Regions from separate parts of the Homo sapiens genome. Here region 2 is linked to region 1. A link is an interaction called in ENCODE POLR2A ChIA-PET data of the cell type or tissue named here. Cell type or tissue: Panc1. All regions are shown on one strand.

Region 1 (8,000 bases):
CTTACCAATGTTTTCCAGCATCAGCACTCTCACTTCTGGCCTTTAGCAAATAGGGTATTTGAGAACCACTAGGAGTGCCCCAAAGCTGACTGATCTTCAGGGCTGCCTGAAGATAGATACTCTAACACCATACAAGGACATTGATAAGTAGGGACTAAGACACTTATCATCAGTATTTTATGAAAGCACCAAAGACTTATTGCTACAAATCACTCTGAAGAAAGATCATTGCTTTCCCATTTCAAAATTTAGAAATGTAGATAGATGTATTCCTCTCTTCAGTTTATGGTCCCACCTTAATTAAAAAAAGACAAGCGTGAAAGAACGTGTATCCATTCAAATGTCCTGAGTTGAGTAACTTTAGTTTTTTTAAGTGAACAAATAAAGCACTTTCTACAACATCCAGAATAGATTTTCCCTCTGAGGAGCTGAGTTTAAATGCTGGCTTTTTTGGCCAGGTGCGATGGCTCACACCTGTAATTCAAGGACTTTGGGATCCTGTGGCAGGAAGATTGCTTGAGGCCAGGAGTTCAAGATCAGCCTGGGCAATATAGTGAGACCCCCATCTACAAAAATAAAAATTAAAAAATTAGTAAGCCAGGCGTGGTGGCTCACGCCTGTAATCCTAACCTTTTGGGAGACCAAGGCGGGTGGATCTCTTGAGGCCAGGAGTTCTAGACCAGCCTGGACAACATGGTGAAATCCCACCTCTACTAAAATAGGCACATACAAAAAATTAGCCGAGGGTTGGGGCACATGTCTGTAGTTCCATCTGCTTGGGAGGCAGAGGCAGGAGGATCACTTGAGCCCAGGAGCTCGAGGCTGCAGTGAGCTTTGATCATGCCATTGCTCTCCGGCTGGGTAAGCGTGAGACCCTGTCTCAAAAACAAAACAAAACAAAATGCCAAACAAAAAAGTGCTAGCTTTTTCTCTTTCCAACTGGGAAATCTTAGGGAAAAGGAAGTTAATTGAATTATCAGCCCCAGTTCTCTCAACTGCAATGCAAGAAGAATATCTTTCTTAGAGGTTTGGAAGAATAGACTGAAAACTCTATTCTTTAAATCAATTGTATATTGATATTTGCACTTTAAAGTGAGTTTTATTTTTTTCTCTATCTCTCTCATTCTGACTCTCAATAAATGATCTTGCCTCCTTCTTGTCAGAGAAAGTAGATGCCGTCAGATGGGAATCCCTCATTCTCCTGACACCAAACATGCAGCCCACTGGCATCTGCCCCGTCTTCCCTGCTGCTGGAAGAAGAGCTGGGCTCCTCCTGTACAGTCTCATCCCCCTCCCTGAGCTCTGCTCCCATCCCTCCAGGTGGTTTTAGGAATTTACATTCAATATTAATTAATCTTCCCCTCTCTTGTACTTTGAGCTTCCCTTTCTCAATTGAATCTTTTCATAGACCTTTAACTTTGATCTAATATATCCCAATAAAATAAAAGGAACACTTGATTAAGTTGTGTTTTGGAGCCATCTCTCCATTTGTGGGGATCAGTGTGAAGCTTTGGTACCTTCTTTCAATCCTGCAGGTACCACCGAAGTACCTACAATTATTCCTGGGGACCCCAGCTTCAAAATGGGATAAGTGTCTTGCCTGATCATTTTATTTGGGGGTTAAGCCCCTGCAGAATTAGAGAACCCCCCCGCCAAGTATGTATTTAAAGTCCAGAAGTTCTTAAACTTTTTTTGTGCCCTGGACCTCTTTGGCAAGGAGACTGGGACAATGGCCTTAACTAGTGAGAAGTAGCAGAATCCTTGTATAAGAAGACCTATAGGGAGCAGGAAGGAAGCTGGCCAGGAATATGCCTAGAATATTTTACTTTTTTTGTGTGGGTAGTGGGGAGGGACTGGAAATACCTTCAAGACAGAATGCAAGATGGGACTGAGTCTCCAAGACCTGGAATCCCTCATGTTAAATCATTTGGATAAATGCAGCCTTATATAGTTGTGTTAAGGAGACCAAGGGGAGAGGTTTGCATCCAAGTTGGAACCACAGTAAGAGATACGTAGTCATATATAAATATATGTATTACTCAGGGAGAGCCATAAGGAGACAGAAGTTTCAGGTGGGAAGGCAAGAGCATAATGGCCACGTGGTCTGTTCCTCCTTACCTGGCCAGTCCCCTGTCAGCGTTTTCTCTGCTCAAACAATAGGGGTGTGTGGGCATTGCTAGAATAATGGAAGCTGTTTGTTCTTTTTTTTTTTTTTAATCATCTCTCCATCTTCTTTCCTTTGCGACTGGACAGTATATTCCATGAAAGCAGAAACTATTTGATACTTCTTTTATATAACCAATAATAGTAGATATGAAAAAAGAAAATGCTTTCTAATTCTCTCCACTATTGAAATAGGGTATCAGACCCTGCCACGAACTACACTAAACGATTAAAATCTAAGCAGACCTGCAACTGATTATTATCTCATTCCTTCCCGCGGTTTTATAGATGTAGATTTGGCTTATTTCTTCATGCACATACACCGAAGATGGATTCTGTCACCATAATCTCATCTCCTCAATCTGCAATTCAGTTGTTAGTGTCTTCTTCTTGCACATCTTCATCTGCCACCCCATGGGATGTAGCTCTCCATTCATAATCTAAAGGTTAGAAAGTTGCATCCATAAGACTTAGCCTCCCTGTTAGGAGCCCACACCAGGGACCCCTGGCCCATTGCCTTCTCTCTCTGCAACCTCGGAGAGACCTAAAAGTGGGCGAGGTGCAGTCAGAGCCTGGATGGGCACTTGCTTCTGTGAATGCCCACCTGCCCACTCTCTCACACTTTGGGCTTTCTGGGTACACCTTAGACAAAAGGGTCTCCTTGCCCTTTCTCATGCATCTTTTCTGGACTCCACTTCTTACCTGCTGTAACCACAGTGCTCATTTAACCCTTGCAACTTAGACCTTCATCTCCTCCCCATGGGGCTTGAGGTATCTACCTGGCCCAGTCCCACTAGCCAGAGGCCAATCTTTCTCTCTCTTTGCTGCTTCGGGACCGCCTTGCTTTCATTTGTCCGAGAAGATCACGTCTCAGAAAAGTTAAACTGGATTCAAGACGATGTCTCCTAGCCAGCCTCGGGTCCTGACATTGTTGTTAGTCTACTGCGAATGAACTGTCCTCCTCATATTCTCCAATCCCCAACCAGGCCTGGAGGTCAACTATCTGCACATCCCCACACCCACCCCTGAATGTCCAGCGAGCACAGAGAAGTGGACTACACGATTCACTTGCAAAGACTTCACCTTCTGTTTGGATGGACAAAATAGCGCACTCGAAACAACAGAGCCCAAAGCTGTGTCCAATCACGTTCCTGTGTGTGTCCCAGATGCGGCCCCAGGAGGAAAACAAGTGTTTGCGGAATTTGGTGGCCAAAGGCCCTTGGGCCTGGCTTTATTCTCACCACCACCCCACTTTCTCTCAGGGCATCCCCTGACCCCGGCCCGCAAAATCCATCAACCAGAACCTCGGGGTAGGCCCTGGGTTCGTGCCTCGGCTCCTGAAACCCAAGCCGGGGTTCTCCAGGAGAGAGCCCCGGGAGCGGGGCTTGGCACGGGCGGGAGGAGGGGGGCGGCGACGGCGGCCCCAGATCCCCGAGGGAGCGCCCCGGCACGGCCGGAGCAGGGGCGGGGAGGCGCGGGGCGCAGCCAATCCCCGGGCCGCCCCCTCCCCGGCCGCGGCGAGCCGAGCCGGGGCGGGGGAGCCAGGCGGCGGCGGCGGCGGCGGCGGCGGCGGCGACGGAGCTGCCGTGGGGAGGGATGGAGAGGGGAGGGGGGAGCGGAGCCGAGCGGAGACAGCCGCGGCGCTGCAGAGCGGCTGGGGCGGCGGCGCGGCTCCCGGTGCTCCCCCCGGCGCGCGCCCCGAGTCGGTGAGGGCCCGGCTCTGCGGCCCCCGGAGCCATGGGCTGCATCGGCTCCCGGACTGTGGGTGGGTACCGCGGCCGGGCGGGGGCAGGGCTGGGCCCCCCGGGCCGCCCTCCGACCCCCTCCCCCATCCCTCTCCTCGCGCCTCCGGGCGCCCCGCTCCGCACCCGCCTTGCCCTGCTAGCTCCTTCACTTTCCTTCCGTCCGCCCGCGGTCCCTCTGTCCCTCCTTCCTGCCCGCTCTCGTCTTGCGCCTCCGGGGCTGCCATCCCGCTCGGCTCGCTTCCTTCTCCCCGTCGCCCTCCCGCAGGCGCGGTCCTCTCCATCCTCTCCATCGCCCTCCTCTCCTCTGCCTCTCGGCCCGACGCTCGGTCCCCTCATCCCTGCCCCTCCAGGCCATCCGCCTCTGCTCCGCCGTCCCCAGCGCCTCCTCGCATCCCCCACTCCGGAGCAGCCCCCCGCGAAGGACCCTCGGCCTCCGCGCCAGCCCCGAGTTTCTTTCGCACGCCCCCCACGCCACCCCCCGCCGCCGCCTCCATCTGGCTCGGGTGCTTTGCCCCATCTCTCTCTCCCTCTCCGTTGCCTTTTACTGTCGTTCCTGCCTCCTCCGATTCGCTTTGTTCACGTGCGTTTTCCCTCTGGGGCGGGGGCGGGATGAGCCCGGGTTCCACGCCCGGAGGGACAGGGCCAGGGCCGGGTGGAGGGAAGGGGCTGGGGGACGCGGGGAGGAGATGGGGGCTTCGAGGCGCTGGGAGGGGTCGGGAGCCCGCGGCCCGGGAGGGTGGGGCCGGCCCTGCCTCGGCGGCCGGGGACCCGCCTGCACCTGTCAGCGGGGGCCGGCGGGGCGGGGCCGGCTCTTTATTTACCTTTGACGCGGGGAGGGAAGAGAGGCGCCTCCTAATCCATCTTCTCCCTCCAGCTTCTGCCTGGCTACCGCCCCTGACCCCCACCCAGGCACCCACTCCACTCTCGCCGCTCAGCGAATTCATCCGGCCCTCTCCCACCCCCTCCCCCATTCTTCCCCTTTCCAACTCCCAATTTCTCCCGCCTACACCTCCCGGTGACCTCAGGCTGAGAGAATAATTCGTATTATTATTACAAACAAACTCACTCTCCAGAAGCCTGATTTCCCTGAGACCCGGTTTATTTCCATGGATACCCCCTCCTCCTCTGCTTTCACCCCTTCTCCGCGGCTCTCTCCCTCCCCGCTGCCCCCCACAGCTCTGACTCAGCTCTCCGTCTCTCACAAAGGCCACCTCCCGCTCCCCTCTCCCCCCGCACCCCGCCCTCCCCTGTCTCCCTTCTCCTCAGGCTCTTCTCCACCTGCCCCATTCCTGCTGTGTCCGGAGGGCCATCTTTCCTCTTTTCCCCCAGTCACCACCCCGCGGAGCCCCAGGGGACAGCAGGCCAACTTTGGAGGGTCCTCCCTCCTCAGTCCGGTTCACCACAAGCCCCTTCCTTTCCCCCAGCCCTGCTGATGTGCTGAATGCCTCCTCGTGCCCAGCCCCATTCAATGCTCCCCTTCCCAAAAATGGAGCCGACCCCTAAACTCACAATTGTAAAACCTCATGAGTATAAAGGGCCTGTACGGTCAGATGGTTCAGGCAGCCATCTGCTGCTTGAATAGTCCCTTTATGAAGACCCAAGCAGTTCTTCCGCAAGACTCTCCGCGGCACCATCCTGCCCTCAGTCCAGGAGTCTCCCTCCACCAGGAGCTCTGGCCCGGCTGTAACAAGGACCCTCCTTCCCCTGAGTCCTGCAGTTTCCCACTCAGCCCTCAGACCCTGTCCACCCCTCCCACCATCTTCTGTCTTCTCTCTGACTTGAATTCCTATTTTCTTAATTCCTATTTTAAAAAGTTCTCTTTTCTCCTCCTGCTCACCAGCTTCCCTCCACTTTAATCCATCACTTCTCTCCCCACAGTCAGGTGAAATGCCTCCAGCTCACCCTTGGTTTCTCTGCTCACTGTTTTTGGGAGGACACACCCAACTCCTTGCTATCCAACTCCTGCCTCGATTCCCAGGAAGTCCTCTTCCAGTCAGTCAGACTCATGGACTCTTAGGAAGGGCCCACCGGGGGAGACACATCCCTTCCACCCTAAGCATAGAGAAAAGTTCCTCATAGAGCAGCTCTGCCCTTATCTGTAGACTTGTAATAGAGAAAAAGCCCAGCTCCCATACAGAAACCCTCCAAGAGTCCTCAGGACGGAATAATTGGTTTTCTGATAAAACCCAACCTCTGACCCCTCCACATAAACAACAACAAATAAGGCCATACATCACTTTTTCTGAGTGCACTATTCTGGGTTGAGCTAAAACTGAATATTTGGGCTCAGCATTACTACTTGTCTCCCCTAGAATTTGGAGAGTGCAGGGATATAAGAGGAAATGGGCAGCTGGGGTAAGGAAGGGGTGTGAAGGGCTGGCCCCAGGGTGTCGCCTCGGCTGCACAGGGAGGTGAGGGCCGGCGGCTAACCTTCTGGCCCCCTCAGGGAATGAGGTGATTGCAGTGGATTGGAAGGGCCTGAAGGATGTCGATCAAATCAACATGGACAGCACCAGCTCACTGCACGGGAGCAGCCTCCATCGGCCATCGACTGAGGTGAGACCTCACTCAGCCACCCCAAGTCTCTGGCTGCCTGCACTTCCTCAATTCCAAGGCAACAACCCAAACACTCCTTCAGACTGACACTTCTACAGAACATTTCTCACAACACATGCCAAGCAGTCCACATGGAGAACCCAGTTAGCGGCATCAACCTCAGGAAAGCCCTCCCCACATCCCGCACTCCTGGAAGGCCCTCTGAGGAAGGGGGCTTCCTTGCATTCCTGCGAGTGACTGGGATGCCCATTCCCTTTCCTCTCTCCTCACAGCAAACTCGAACTGATTTCTCCTGGGACGGCATCAACGTGAGTGCAGCTGCCCCCAGACCTCCCCATCCTCCCGAACTCCTCCTCCTCATCTTCTCCCTTGCACCTTCCAACCAGCACGGTATTCCCTGGCTCCAATAGGCACTGTGAGCACTCACGTTCTCAACCTGTGCCCCAGTTTTCCAGAGCACTGGGGATATATCCCTCCTTGGGACTCTTGGGTATAGTAGCTTTTCTTATCATCTGCCCTAGCTCGAATGCTTTTTCCTGGAAACCATGAACCTCCTCCATGTATAAAGCACGCCCGTACCTTCTTATTCCTCTGCCCTTCCTCCCACATTCCCATCCCAGCTCTCCATGGAGGACACCACTTCCATTCTTCCGAAGCTTAAGCGAAACTCTAACGCCTATGGCATTGGGGCCCTGGCCAAGTCATCATTCTCAGGTGAGACTCCTGATGTAAGAATGCCTTCAGACAAAATAATGCTGACAGACTCCTTGGCTCAGTCTCCCTGCTCCTTCGAGGTTGATGAAGACCCTCATCCCCACCCCCTGACCTATTCACCCTTCTGTCAAGCCTCCCATCCTCCAGGCCATTCCCTCCACTACCCCATCTATGGAGTCCTTAGGGGAGCCTGGCCCAGTGGGATGGAGCCTCATGGGGCTGGGGTGGGAGGAACTGGGAGGGTCTGGTTATGGGTATTGTGTGATATTCTGGAGGATGTGGGAAATGTCTGGCCCCATAGGGATCTCACGGAGCATGAAGGACCATGTGACAAAGCCCACAGCCATGGGGCAAGGCCGGGTGGCCCACATGATTGAGTGGCAGGGCTGGGGGAAGACACCAGCTGTTCAGCCACAACACAGCCATGAGTCCGTGCGCAGGGATACGGATGCCTACTCCGACCTCAGCGATGGCGAGAAGGAGGCACGTTTTCTAGCAGGTACAGGTACCCTAAAGCCTCAAGAGACACATTTGCAGGATGGCCAGGGACCGACCCTCCAACCTGATCCCCTGTGGCAGGATTAGCTCCATCCATACTTTGACCGTAGATTCACATTTCCCAAACAGCTCTAAGTATTTTGATGTGGTAATTCAAATAAGTGCCCTCAAACATATTTTTATAATCATCTCAGAAAATGCGTGTAATTAGATGGGATTTGTGGGTCCACCCATCCCAGATGCCTTCTCTCCTCATCACGGGACTATCCAAACCTGAACTCCCTCAAGTGCAGGGAAAAAAATGGGGAGACCTTGGTCTTTGAA
Region 2 (8,000 bases), 570 kb after region 1:
TCAAGGTGGGCCCCTCATCCCTCTTACGTGAAGAGTCTGCATTTTCCTTGAATACCTCTTGTTTCTATCCTGACTGAATGGGGAGAGTCACAGGGAGTTCAGAGACAGCCAAGGAGCTATCCAGACATTCACAAGTCAGAGTCAGGCCAGACCAGAACATTTTTATTGGTTTAGTCACTTAGGCATGCTAAGGTCCCCCTGGGTTAGGGAGATTTCAGCCGTGAGTGTGCAGGTGTGCATGCACATAGGGGGATATCTATTGGGATGCAGAGAGGTGAGAGCAGCTCTTCAGAAGCGCTGGCAAAAGAAGAATGTGTATTGAAACCATGACGGGTTAGAAGCTCCTAACTCCACTTCCAGGGCTGCCTTCAGAAATCCTTTCTCTTGACCTGCAGAAGAGAAAGTTTTGGGGGTTATTAAGAGCCAGGAGTTGTGAGGATTGAGAGAAAGTAGTAGGGCCCATTGACCACACAAATAGTAAGGCTCATCACAACATCCATTGGGTTTTCTGGTGACTCCAGCTTCTCCTTCCCAGCATGACCCTTCCACTGTGATCCTACAGAGGTGCAAGTTATCTTCTGAGGCACCTGAATGAAATCTCTTCCCTCCCTACTGCCCAGCTCCAATCCTGGCAGGGACTCTATACTTCTGGGTGCTTGGTGTCAGTGTGTCACCTCCAGCCTGCTGGCCCCATCCTGCCCTCCTGCTTACCATGGCCATCAACACAAGGGCGCTGACCAGCACAGCATACAGGGTGGCCTTCCCTAGCAGGATCTCATAGAGGATGGTGGCAGACAGGACCCCTTGCTGGTAGGACACTGTTGGCACGGAGGAAGGACAGGTGGGTACCTGTGCACAGGTAGCTCTGGTCTCTCCCACCCTCCACCCTCCAGTGTCTGTGAGTTCTTCATGCCTTGGTTCTAGGTCAAGAACCATGAGAGAGGGAGAGGAAAAGGAAGGGCTTACTTACCCGAGGTAAAGCCACAGTCTGAAAGAAAGCAGGGAGAGGAAAATAAATGAGAGACCTTATTTTCATAGGCAATTAAAAGTAAAGTCAGATTTGCAGTTGGCACAGACTCCCAGGCCCAGACCAGCTTCCTCTGACAGCCCAGCACCTCCTTTCTTCTGCCATGCAGATGTCAGCCACATTGTCCTTGCAATCCATGGCATGTGGCAGCACTGAGGGGGCTGGGGGGCACCACCCAGATGAGAGTTACACAGGCCACATAGAAAGGGGACCCAGCTGCTTGGCTCTGTTGGGCTGAGAATCTGGGAGAAGAATGAACCACAGGTGCCCAATTCTCCTTCATGGTGTGCGCTGGTTCCTTTCTTTTTGGATCTAGTCTTGTCTGCTACCTGGATCTTTCCATTTTCCCTGGTAGCTGGTCTCACCTAATCTCCTCCAGGCATCTCCCCAGGCCCCACTCACCTGCTCTACCCCAGGCCTCGGCGCTGACGATCTGGGTGACGGGTTTGGCCCTATCCTGGGTCCACTCGTCATTCTCCGAGAGCCCGTAGAACTGGACTTGACAGCGGAAGTGGTTGCGGGGGTTCTGCCAGAAGGTGGCCGAGACCCTCAGGCGGCTGCTCAGGCAGTATCTGGAGTCATTGAGGGCGGGCTGCTCCTTGAGGGGCTGCGGGTCCGTGCTGACCCCACTGTGCACCTCCTTCCCATTCACCCACCAGCTCAGCTCCACGTGGTCAGGGAAGAAGCCTGTGGCCAGGCACACCAGTGTGGCCTTTTGGGTGTGGGAGATCTCTGCTTCTGATGGCTCAAACACAGCGACCTCGGGTGGGAACACCTTGTTCAGGTCCTCTGGAAAGGGAAGAGGGGTTGGAGCCAGGGTTGCTCTGAGAGCTGTCTGGTTCTGGTAGGGGCTCTGTGTGTGTGAGAGAGAGCCCTGGGAATGGGCCGTAATGAAGCACAACTATGTCATTCTAGGCCCTCATTGTTTTGGGGTCACCATCCCAGTGTCTGTTGCTCTCTCTCCACTTTGCCCCTCCTTTCTATGCTGTCCCATGGATGCACATTGCCTACTGTCTCCCCAGCTTCCTATGGTCACATTATATCCTGATTGTCTTGGCTGTTTTTACTGAGGCTTGTCTGATCATCTATCCAAATAATTTATCTGTGTATCTTTATTTTTCAAAGCCTTGCTTGGTGCATGGCTATGTAATCCTGAAACTCGAGGTAGGAAACTCTCATTAGTGGTATAATTACAATAACTAAATTGACTTTTTCTAATTATAATTTTCCTTTTTTAAATCAAGATGTATATATTTGTCTCGTGGGGTAGTGACACATATTAGAATTAGCTTTTCTTTTCTAGAAAAGACACTTTTCCATTACATCTGAGTCCCCCACCTGCCCAGCACCTTTTTAAAAAATTTTATTTTCTTGCATGTAACCCTCTTTAAAGAGCCAAACCTGGTCAATATCTGATGGGATGGTCCACATTTCCTCCTCCCCTGGGGCAGGAGGGTGTGGTAGCTTGTCCAGGATGGCTGAAATCCCATGGAAGTTGATGGTCATGGGATTAACCCTTTCTTCTCTCAGAGTGTCCAGCAACCCTGCCTGGCCAGGATTGGAATCCGTCCACAGTTAAGCTTTGCATTCTCAAAAGTAGTACAAGCTAGACCACTGAGTATGAATGAACCACAAAGTCCAAGGGCCATTTCAGTAGAAAGCTCACACTGCAGAGCTCTGGACCTTTTCACATGCTTGAGAGAGGAGAGAAAGAATTTCTGGGATTATTGGAAAGAATGATTTCATCTGAAGACACATGAGGAGTGGAAGAAACCACAATTTACTGTGCCCTTTGCTTGGCTCTGTTCCAACCATGAGAGTGAGCTTTTGGTGCAGAAATGTGGCAAGTCTAGATATGGGTTCTTTATCCAAATTTGGGAAATGTTTTTGATGGGAAAATTGAGATGCAGGTTTGGAAAAAGGCAAACCCTGTGACCTAGTGATCATAAACAACAGGAATGAAAAGGATTGTCACCACAAGTTGAGTCCTTTACAAAATCCTTTACAAAGGATTTTCATATAAGTTAGTCTCTTCTGTTTCTATGTCTTAGAGAGGAGGCAGCTTAAGTTGCTTTTCAAATTGCACACCTCCCCCACCACAGCCCCTTGAACCCAGGCCTTTGAATCTGGTGATTTGTACTTTCCACTCAACGTCTTGGTGTGTGTCCCCACCTACACTAATGTCTGCCCAAGCCCCTAAACTTTGGTAGACCCTATGAGTCCCATTCCTCCACCCTTGTCTATGTCTCCATCCTAGACCTCATCCCATCCCAACCCCGCTCCACCGCCTGTCTGCTTCCTCCCCAGCATGGGGAAGGTTGTACTAGGGCTTCCTGGTGGGGCCTTTACCCTATTGTTCTAGCATAGATTCTGAGGCTTAAGAGAATGGAGTCTTGGCTGGGTGCAGTGGCTCACATTTGTAATCCCAGCACTTTGGGAGGCCAAGGCAGGCGGATCACGAGGTCAGGAGTTTGAGAACAGCCCGGCTAACACAGTGAAACCCTATCTCTACTAAAAATGCAAAAAGTAGCTGGGTTTGGTGGCAGGCACCTGTAATCCCAGCTACTCGGGAGGCCAAGGGAGGAGAATCGCTCAAACCCAGGAGGCGGAGGTTGCAGTGAGCCGAGATCGTGCCACTGCACTCCAGCCTGGGCAATAGAGCTAGACACCGTCTCAGAAAAAAAGAAAATAGAGTCTCCTACCCATTTTGTCTTCTTTATACCTTATCTGTTGCTAAGATAATGTCAGTTTCCAGTTGTAACACTCTCTTCAGACCTATCTCCCAAACACCTGCCAAACACAGGCACCTCAGAGACTCCCTGCAGCTCGCCCAATGCTGTGACAGGGACTTCTGCCCTCAGGCCTCAAGAGCAACCCTGAAACCACCTGTCTCCCCAACCTGGTCATGCCTGGCTCATGAACCTTCAAACTACCTCAGGAAGACATAGATGCATCTTCTAAGACTGGTAGAGAAAGAAAGAAGGAGGGAGATGAAGACATGAGCAGAGTTCTGTGCTGGAGGCTGGCAGTGGGGAGAATCTTAACATAGAAGACAGAGCTAGTCACCAAAAGGAGTCAACAATGCAGAAGTGGAGTTAGAATGGGAAGGAAAAAATGGAGAAGATGCAATTTAAAAAAGGGAAAGTAAAACAATACATCCACTAAGAAAGTAGAGATGAGAAGAGTCCCAGAAAACAATGAAAAGAAGAGCAAAGAAACACACAGCCCTGAAGACTAAGCAAGGAGCTCTACAGCTGAGGAACTGCAGGCAACACAGCAGAGCAACAAGCTGGAAGAGCTCCAGGGAGGGGAGGAGAGGGCACAGTGCTCCAGGTAAGAAGGGGTGACCCTGACCTCCGTTCTTACACTCAATTCCCTTCCCAGCAACTGATCATTGCAGTCAAACCCAGGCACCCCCGAGTCAAGAGTGGAGCCCCCATACCTGTCACAGTGAGCCTGGTCCCATTCCCAAAGTGGAGGGGTGAATTATAGGAGCACAGCTGCAGAGGCTTAGATAAAACCCACCCGGCGATCTCCAGTCAGAGGGCAAGTCTTAGCTCCCTGACAGCAGGATGGCTGCCTTTCTCTGCCTGGATTCATGGCTCTGGACCAAAGGGATTCTGTTAGGAAAAAGGCCTAAGCATACTGTGCAGCATAAGGCGCAAGAGGAAGAGGCTTAGGAGAGGCAGAGCCATGCACATAAGAGGGAGGATGAGCCAAGAAGGGAGTGAGGAGGCAGATTATGGACTGAAGACTTAGAGAAGAGAAATAGAGGAGTCAACCAAGACACACCAAAGGGAACGCAGGCACAGGCACAGCTCTTACCCCATGGGGTAAGAGATTTTACTCAATCTGCCTCACCAGCACCGGGAGGAGAAGCAGAGAACTCTGCCTTCAAGGGACAATGGCCATACCACCCTGATTCTGCAACTTACCTAGGATGGAGAGTCGAGTCCCATCACCAAAATGCTGGGGCTGATTGCTACACAGTGCATCATGAGTGTGGCAAACCCCAGAGGAGCTGGTGTGGGCCCTTCCTTCCAGAAGCTGCTTACACACAGAACTCTTGGGGCCCCACCACACACTCCACTGACCCACATTTTATGAGCTTTTCTTGGCTGTGTTCTCAGTTTCTGCCCTCCCGCAAGGGGTCCTCCTGGAACTCCGACCTTATGATACACTATCCCGAAAGAAGTCTTTTACATACCCAAGACAGAGAGCTGGGTTCCACTGCCAAAAAACAGTTTTTCATTAGTTGCACAACATTAAAGACTGGAAGGAAAACCGCGACCTGCTGCCTTCCACTCCTGCCTCCCCAAGTCCACCTGCCAGGTCCTCTCCTGTTCCTTAGTAGAATTTTAACCCTGGTGGGTAGAGGGGTAGACAATGGTACAACCCAAAATGCGGTGGTCAGCAGACCAATTAGGCCCCGTGTGATCCCCCAAGTTCCCTCTTCTGTGACCTTCTCCTTTCTGTGTGAGGGAGAGAAACGGTAGGACCGTGGTGGTAAGGTCAGAGGCTCTTTTATCTGTCATGGCCGTGACCGGCACCCTTCAAGGAGACAGGAGATGTTCAAGGTGACCCCTTCCAAGCTGAGTCTACCCATCTCTCAGTAGGGGAACCTAACTTGGCACAGGCAGTCTACAAAATAGTGGAGAGGAGAGGGAGGCTATCCCCTCCTCATCTGCCTCATAGGCCTTCCTGACAAAAATACACTTTCACCTAAGCACTAGAGACAAAGGCTCCGTCTGGATTCCAGCCCCTTTTTGCAAGTTCCCAGCTGTCCAGCCTTGACTTACTCACCTACAACAGTGAGCCAACTTCCCTCTCCAAAATATATGGTGTTTCCAGAGCACAGCCTCCCAGGGCCACTTCAAAACCCCCCAGTCTCTGCTGAGCACAGCTGGGATTCAGGCAGAGGTTGGGAGTTCATGGGAACTCTTCCCTCACAGGGACAGCAGCTCTGCTTCCAGTACTCTGTGTTCCCTTCCAGAGCTTGCCCAAGACTCAGGCAGGTGACAAAAAGAGACACAGAGTGGCCTCCTATAAAATCCAGCACAGGAATATACGAAGAATCTACAGAGAACCTCTGTCAGTGAAGCAGATAGATGGAGAGGTGTTGTGGCTCATTCATTACCCACCGGGCTTTCTCTGGGCTATCTCAGGGAACTATGAGGAGAGGCCCCCTCCCCTTCCCTCTTCTGCCCCATCACCCTGGGCTCAGCTGTGACTGCTCAGAGCCTCTGGGAAGCCTGGGTGGATTCGCCCTCACAGGGAGCCTCCCCTGAACTCAATCCCGGGACATGACATGACGTCTCCCTCAGTCTGGCTCCGGGAGCTGGGATCTCTGTTCTCTTTGACATTTCCCAGGACAGAGTCCTCCCTCATCGCACCCCTCCTAGAGACCCCCAGCCTTACCTACAACGGTTAACCTGGTCCCCGAACCGAAGGTGTAGCCATAGTTAGCACATAAGAATATAGCCACTCTAAAAGGGACACTGTGGACCCACTTTTCCCTGTGACGGATCTGCAAAAGAACCTGAAAAATGTCTTACCTACAACTGTGAGTCTGGTGCCTTGTCCAAAGAAAGCTTCAGTGTTCACACAGTGACAGGGGTCAAGGTGAAAATCACATTGAAGGCATAGAGAGGGGAGAGGGCCCTGGCTAGGATGGAGGACAGTGAGCTAAGAAATCTCCTCCTGTGCTTTATGGGTATTACACAGAAGAACACTTTGACTTTTGCTTTTTAGGACCATGGAGAATGACAGAGTCCATCCACAGGGTCCTAGGTTCCTTTTTCAAAGGATGCCCCATTCAGATGCTCCCTCTGTGAGGGTCCATCGAAAGGGAAAGTGCATGGCCTGCAGAGGATGGCAGGGGCCCAGAACCTGTGACTCCATCTATAGATACCCCTGACTTCTTCCCGAGTCCTCTGGAGAGCTGGTCACCTCCGATGAACCTTCCACCTGACTTTGTCTCAATTTTTGGGGATTGGGACCCTCCCTGAGTCCTCCACTTGTGAGGTTCCTGAGGCAGTCTTCTTATGTCTGACCTCTCTCTGCCTGGGAAGCTTTAGTTCTCATCTGGGCCTGTCCTTGTCCACAGTCTTGGTCTGACATGTGATCAGGAGTGAGGCAGAGGCATTCTGAACCAAATTGCATTAAGACCTGTGACCCAGGAGGAAAGAAGAGGACTCTGGGAGTTGGGACCGCCAGAGAGGTTTTTGTAAAGGTTTCCCGTAGAGTTGAATCATTGTGGCCCCCTGTCCCCACAATGTTACAGCTTTGTACAAAAACAGCCCCTCCCATGGGTCCGCCCCCAGAGCCTGGGAGAGACCACCAGAGCAGCTGCTCCTTTGAGGGGAGTGGAGGGTGGGTGACATCACCCCCCATTATGCAAGTTGGTGGTGGGGTATGGACCAGGCCGGGGGCTTCCTTCTCACCTCCAGGCACTGTCCTCAGGATGTTTTGAGCTCCTTAGAGCTGGATGTCTTTGTAAGGCTGTTTGGCGAAGGGGCTGGTCTTCTCCAGTACCCACCCCTCTCCAAGCTGTTGTCACGTTGGGGCATGTCCTTATAGAGAAGCCACAGCCCCCATCACTACCCTGGCCCTGCCCCGAGGCTGTGCGTCACTCGGAGGGTTTTAAGCTATGACTTAAAATCCAGAAAAAAAAAAAAAAAAGACAAACAACGACATAATGATGACACACTCGCATGGTAAAATATAAACAGAATCAAAATATACATAACAATCTGGGAAAAATATTCCTAGTTCTCACCATCAGGGCTAATCTCCTCAACATGTGGTGAACTCCTAAAAATCAATAGGAAAATAATCCAGCAGCCCAATAAAAATAGGTGAAGAGTAAATTGTTCAGAGAAAAATAAATCCAAATGGTACCTAACTATAAGGGAAAAAAAATCACAATAAGAAAAATAAAATTAAAAAAACTTCATCAAAATACACTTTTCAC

Evidence for each region. ChIA-PET counts read pairs that join two places held together with the same protein. Peaks named below come from ENCODE experiments on the same cell type or tissue, not always from the same donor. Only the 100,000 strongest peaks of a DNase experiment are listed, where the experiment ranks them.
Region 2: POLR2A ChIA-PET joins it to region 1 with 18 read pairs; 2 of 35 experiments call an interaction of 5 or more read pairs at or near these places.

What each region holds. Positions count from the first base shown.
Region 1 is chr7:143,358,504-143,366,503 of GRCh38, reverse strand. FAM131B (family with sequence similarity 131 member B) reads left to right here and starts at 3,791. Exons shown (of 7, transcript NM_001031690.3): 1 at 3,791-3,928; 2 at 6,355-6,464; 3 at 6,737-6,772; 4 at 7,085-7,178; 5 at 7,480-7,677. The coding sequence starts at 3,901. It overlaps FAM131B-AS1 (FAM131B antisense RNA 1), which reads right to left and starts at 4,798. Exons shown (of 3, transcript NR_183342.1): 1 at 4,447-4,798; 2 at 3,247-3,314; 3 at 2,239-2,603. In Panc1, no CTCF peak of the experiment used is centred here; no DNase peak of the experiment used is centred here; H3K4me3 peaks cover 1,112 bases; H3K27me3 peaks cover 2,491 bases.
Region 2 is chr7:142,785,510-142,793,509 of GRCh38, reverse strand. It overlaps TRB, TRBD1, TRBJ1-1, TRBJ1-2, TRBJ1-3 and TRBJ1-4, and 3 more genes. Among named protein-coding and RNA genes, the nearest start is that of PRSS2, 19 kb to the right of the region's middle. In Panc1, no CTCF peak of the experiment used is centred here; no DNase peak of the experiment used is centred here; H3K27me3 peaks cover 401 bases.